2 separate regions of the Homo sapiens genome follow, and region 1 is linked to region 2. A link is a contact called in ENCODE Hi-C or POLR2A ChIA-PET data. All regions are on one chromosome and are shown on one strand. The core of a region is the stretch at or near the end of the contact, and the rest is flanking DNA. Distances in the headings are between cores, read along the strand shown.

Region 1 (2,746 bases), core at 9-2,508, 71 kb after region 2:
CTGCTGCCTGGAATTAACTGCCCAGAGCACCTCCAAGGATGACCTTTTAATATGAGAGCCAGCCCAGGGGAGGGAAGGGTCGGGGGCTTCCTGGGGGAGGTGGCCGCTGGCCTGGATTATCAGGAAGTGCAGGAGGAGGGTGGGGGCTTCCTGGAGCAGTGGCCCTGGCCCCCCTGTGCAGTAGCTGCGGCTCAGCCCCTTCCCTGGCCTGTCTCCCTGTTGCTTCCACAGCTGGAGCTGCCTCTGCGGCCCCTGTCCTCACCCCTGAGGAGGCCAGGCCCGGGCAGGTGCCTGGGCTGGGGCTGCTCCTGGCCAGGCTGGAAGACTGTCAGATGGAGGACAGGTCAGGTGGTCGGAAAGCTGGGGACAGGGAGGGAGCAGGTTTGACGGAGGGACGTATGGGCAGGCTCCTCCTCCCGGTCAGGTCCCACGTGACCCCCCAGCCACGCCTACCCACATCGCCCTGCTGGAGGCCGGGGGCGGGGGGAGCGGGGAGTGGGGGGTGTGGGGGGTGAGGGGGGTGGGGGTGGGGGTGGCCCGGCCCGGAGCTAGGGGGCGGGGCCGTGCTTCTTCTGGCCCTGGCCTCCAATTGGCTGCCGGGCGTGGGAAAGCGTGCACCACTGCCTGGCGCCCATAAAGACGCCTCCACCACCTGCGCCGCCGCCGCCTCCCGGCCGCCCTCCGCCCCGCGCGCTCGTTGAGGCCGGTGCTCCAGAGTGAAGAGCGTGGCGGTGCGGCGGTAGCGCAGGGCCCTCCTGCGGGGCCAGGCAGGGGCGGGTGGGCGCTCCTTGCCACCTTTCTGCTCTCCCTGCTGTCCGAGAAGTTCGTGCGGTGCCAGCCCAGCTCCCAGCTGGGGACAGAACAGGAAACGTCCCCGGCGAGCCTGGCGGGGGTGGCGGCAGGGGTGTCTGTCGCCTGCGCTGGGCAGGACGCGCGTCCTACCGGCCTCCCACTCCGCGGGCCTCACCAGCCACCTCATTCCCGGAGCCCGGGCCGCCGAGAGCGCCGCGGATGGACCTCAGGGAAGGCCTGGCGCGCCGCCTCCGGGAAGCCTTCCGGCCTTCTCCCTCCACCGAGTACTGGGGAGTCTCAGGCCACGGTGAATGAAGAGCAACGGGCCGGAGAGACCTCGGCCTCTGCCCAGGAGCAGCGCCCAGCAACCCCGCCCACAGGGGACCCGGTGGACGCCCTGGTGGCCACTTTGCCAGGCTCCCCATCTCCCAGCGAACCAGAGAGGATTTCCGTTCCCCTCCTGCTTGGTGCCTAGCGCCAGGGCGGGGCGTGGGCTGAGCAGCCCCTCCCATGGAGGGAGCGGCCAGTCTACATATTGGAGGTGGGGCTCTGGGGAAAGGGTGTTGTTAGGAAGGCGGTTTGAGGCAGCGGGAGGTGGGGATGCGCCCGGCGGGGAGGGGCAGGTGTGTGGGGAGGGCCTGGGGAGCGCCTCCCCAGCCGGGCAGCGCTTCCCCAGCCAGGCCCCGCAGCTGGACCCCGGCTCCGTCCAGCCTGGGAAAGGACTCCACGGTTTATGCTGAAGTGGTGGTGGGGTGGGTGAACGCTGCGCAATGGAAGGGCATGGCCCTGTGCTAATTGCCCCGGGGTGTGGGGCTGTGGAGGCACTGCGGGGGGGATGTGCTGTGTCAGTTGGGCAATGGCGGCCAACTGTGGCGTGCAGGCCTTGGAGCTGCCCCTCCATGGAGCTTTAATAAAGGCACTAGCCCTGCAATTTCTGCCTGAGTTTCTGGCCCACAGCTTGGCCGACTGCAGCCCCTGAGATTGGAGGCTTCTGCTCAAGACGTGGGCAGGGAGCTCGGGGCTCCCTGGGCTGGGGCCCTGCCCCGCTGGCCTCTACCCTGGCCCCTGCTGGAAAGCCCGTCAGGGCTGCTCTGAGCTGGGGACAGCTCCTCCCTGCCCACAGCAATCTGGGGGAGCCCCGGTTTGTCCAGTGCCCCTGTGAGCCCTGCTGTGTACCAGCCACCTGTGGGAGTGTCCGCCAGTCACCTCCCAATAGCTCGGGAGGCAGAGCGACATGACTCCATTTTAGAGATGAGCAAACGGGGCTCCTGCACTCTGGGACCATGACAGAGACACAGGAAGTGAGAGTGGGCTGAGGCCCTGCAGCAGTGGGGGCCGGCCTTGGACCGTGATCCAACCCGACCATGGCTGCCCAACCCCCACGGGCTCACCTGGCCCCTCATCGAACCATGTATTACCCGAATAATTTATTCTAGTGTCTGGGCCCAGCCCCGTGTCCCTCACTGACAACCAGACCATGGAGGGCAGCCCTTGTGTTTTCCCAGGGGGAGGGGAGGGAGGAGGGGGTGGATTCTTAAAGGGCTGCAGTGAGTGTGGCCCCAAATGCACACCCAGGGTTAGGCACGCAGGTGATGGCACAGGGAGCCCAGGTTCTAGGAAGTGGCACCTGCGGCCGGGGAGGCAGGGCCTGGATTTTGCTGCCCCCTGGTGGCTAGCGGCCTGTCCAGGCAAAAGGCTTGGACCTGCAGCCCCTGTGGCTCAGAGGAAGAGACAGAGGAAGAGACAGACAGAGGTCTGAGGTCTCCCATCAGAAGTCTCAGCTCCCAAGGCAAATTCAGAGGTGGAGGGTCCCTTGGCCCTGTCCCAGCTCTGGCAGGGCGGCCCCCCACGTCCTGGCCTGCTGCCAGGGGTCGCGCCCACAGCCCTGCACCGAGCAGGGAAGGCCCAGGCCTGGGTGGGTCTTTCCGCAGGATCCTGGGATGTTGCTTAGGGG
Region 2 (2,952 bases), core at 60-2,559:
CTCCCTAATCTAATTCCACGGCAGAGCCCAGAAACGCCTGCTGACCTGCTTCCGCCGAGAGCAGCAGAGCCTGTGACGGGGCCCCTGGTGGGGGCCTGGGTTGGCTCTGTGCTGACTGCATCTGATCTGGCTGGGTGTGGCCCTGGTTGTCAGTGGTCAGCTGGAGACGCATGGCCATCTCCTCAGGGACTGCCACCTCCCACGCCTGACCTTGGCCCCGGGGCTCTGCCAGGATGCCCAGCCCTGGCACCTCCCTGTCCTGGGCTCTGCAGGCCAAACTCCTCCCCTGGTATGGGGGGAGGCGAGCAGCTGCCCGGAACCTTCCAGTCCTTGTTGCTGGAGCCAGTAGAGCCTGGGCAGTGGGTGGGAAGAAGGGCGGGGTTCTCCCCAGTGTGGTCACGAAGCATGGGCATGGCCAGGACACAGGTGGCTGGTGTTCAGCCGGGGTCTGCCCACCTCCCATTCCCACAGCTGCCCCTGGTGTCCCGGCCTGGACTTGGGGATGGGAGAGCCTGTGCTGTCCTGTAGTGCGGGGCCAGTACACAGGGTGGGCTGTGTGGTCCTGGTGGCAGTGGGACCTGGAGTCCTTTCCTCAGTGGGAGCTGAGACGGTGGGGTGGGTCCTCCTTGGGCGAGGCCCCTGTCCAGGTCAGATGGCTGTCATCCCTGCAGGGCAGAATGTGGGGACAAACGTGCCCTGGGCATGGGGCCACCTCCTCCGCCACAGCTCGGTGACCGTGGAGAAAGGTCAGGCTGGGGCTGCAGCTGCATGAGGGAGACATGGAGAGCCCAACCCAGGCTCAGGGACCCACATCCTGGGCCTGGGCTGGGAGTTGTCGCTGTAAGGGATCCGGCTCGGCTCCCCTCTCCAGCCACAGGGGCTGGGCGCTGCGGGGATGAGGTGAGCTTCTGCCCCTGCTCTGGGCCACCTGCCTCTGGACTTTGGGGATCCACTCAGAGGTCCTCATAAGTAGGGATGCGGGGTGAGGGCAGGGACCACTCCAGGCCCAGCCTCGGCATCTGTGGTGGGCGCACAGCGGGGAGGCCCACCCCACACAGGGTCCTCGGAGGACAGTACCCTGCAGGCCTTCCGGTTGCGTTCTCTGGGTCCCAGGAGGGCCCTCCCGTTGGTCCTGCTCTTGTCCCGCAGCCCTGACCTGGGTCTGGTGGCCTGGGGCCTTGGGAAACTCTGTTGCCTCCCCAGTGCCCTCCCATCCCCAGCTGGGAGTTCCCTCGGCCTAAATCCTCCACCAGCTGGGCTGGAGCTGGGATTAGCACAGGGATTGGGCCTGGGGCTGGGCGGGGCTGAGGTCCTTTGCTCCCCCAGCCTTGGGAGGCGGCTGCGTCAGGGATTCCTTGGTGGCCCTGGAGGGTGGATAGGCTGGCCTGGGGGCCATCAGGACAGCAGGTGACGGTCAGGCCAATGCCAGCCGGGCCTGGGCACAGCCCTGTGGGGGCTTCGGAGGGCCCTGAGGAGGAGGAGGAAGAGGCAGAGGAGAGAAGGCCCCACGGAGGTCCTGTCGCCAGCGCTGCCACTGCCTGACCTCCGCTGCCCGAAGGCCGGTGGGCCTCTGTGGCCTCCGTGAAGCAGGCCCGGCTGTCGTCAGGCCATGTCTGGTCCATGGCCCTCCCCCGACAGCCGGACCAAGGGAACGGTGGCCTGGCTGGCGGAGGTACTCCTCTGGGTTGGAGGGAGTGTGGTGCTGTCTTCAGAGTGGCAGCTCGGCCCCCTGGGTAAGAAGGGGCAGGCGAGTGGCCTGGGCTGAGTGCTGGCCCTGGCCAGGTGACTGGTGGGTGGGGGCTGTTCCTGGAGGTGGGGGAAGCCTGGGCCTCCATCCCATCCTGCACTCGCCTCCCCTGTCCCCCGGGTGCTCTAGGGATCATGTGGGTCCAGCAGCGTCGGCTGGCCCTGCCCCTCAGCCGCTCAGAGGCGTGCTCAGCACACCTCGGTCTCCCAGGCACCTGCAGGGCCTGGGGGCTGAACCCAAGGGGGCGAGGGGGGATCTCAGGTGGCTCCAATGCTCTCATTGAAGGGGTGCCTTGTGCTCTGGGGGTCAGTGGTGCTTGCAGCCCAGGCGGCTGGGCTGGCATCCTGGTGCCGGACATGAGGGCCTTTGCCGTTAGGAGACTCTGCAGAGGAGACTGGCTGGGTATGGCTGGGAGGGTGGAGTGTGTGTCTTGTGGTGGCCTGTGGAGGGCCCCGGTCCGGGCTGGCCTGCCAGCTCTCTGTTCCAGCGGCAGACAGGGTCCTGTCCAGGCTGCCCTGTTGCAGGCCTCTGCCCGCCCCCTGCCCCTGTGTCCTGCCTCACCCCTCTCCTAAATCCCTGCAGCCATACCTGCGTCTTCACCTCCCATGTGCCCCGGAGAGCCCAGCCCCCCATGCCATGGCTTCCATCCCTTCAATTCCCCTCTGCTCGTGATCACGTAGTAGCTTCCCCAAGAAGGCCCGGCCAGTACTGCCCTTGGTCCTCTACAACGCCCCCGCCAGGGTCCCTCAGCGTGCAGACCTGGGGTGGGGATTAACGTCTCTGTGCTTTAGCAGATGGTACCTCTGGGACCCGGGCTTTCTGTGAGCAGGTGTGCAGGAACCGAGGGGGTGAGACCAGTCTGTTCCTGGGCTGGGACAGCTGACTCTGGCCTGGACTCCCTGGACCCTGCAGCCCCCTCTCCTGGGACAAGCTACAGCAGGAGGCTGAATGGAGAGAGGAGGGGAGAGAAGGAGCGAGGCAGGCAGCCTGGGGGAGGGGAGGGGAGGGGTTGTGAAGCTCGGATCCGGCACCACAGCCTCCCAAGTCCATACTGCAGTGCAGGGCGTGCGACGCAGACATTCATGGCACCATTCGTGGCGCTTGTTGCACATGAGGGGTGGGGGCTTTCCTGGAGATGCCCCAGGCAGGGGCACAGGCACTCAGGAATTCGACCGCTCCCAGGAGCCACCTGTGGCCAGGGGCGG

Evidence for each region. A loop is a pair of places that touch in the nucleus more often than their neighbours do. ChIA-PET counts read pairs that join two places held with the same protein, here RNA polymerase II (POLR2A). Pooled maps may share reads with other maps.
Region 1: a loop to region 2 is called in a map of transverse colon, with 3 times the contacts of the local background. The contact joins the enhancer-like site here to the promoter of PLCH2 in region 2. A Hi-C loop is called at or near these places in 8 of 168 maps with a recorded cell type or tissue (Panc1, adrenal gland, gastrocnemius medialis and 5 more) and 10 of 50 pooled maps. POLR2A ChIA-PET finds 5 or more read pairs at or near these places in 5 of 52 experiments (OCI-LY7, Panc1, SK-N-SH and 2 more).

What each region holds. Positions count from the first base shown.
Region 1 is chr1:2,545,738-2,548,483 of GRCh38, forward strand. No RefSeq gene overlaps it. Among named protein-coding and RNA genes, the nearest start is that of TNFRSF14, 9.3 kb to the right of the region's middle. RefSeq lists an enhancer at 2,461-2,746. Within about 2 kb of position 1,259, at least 36 of the 41 ENCODE cell types and tissues checked have a DNase peak (open chromatin) inside an H3K27ac peak, as active enhancers do; they include OCI-LY7, adrenal gland, gastrocnemius medialis and 3 more, where a contact is called at or near this core.
Region 2 is chr1:2,474,980-2,477,931 of GRCh38, forward strand. It overlaps PLCH2 (phospholipase C eta 2), which reads left to right and starts at 1,310. Exons shown (of 22, transcript NM_014638.4): 1 at 1,310-1,733. The coding sequence starts at 1,610.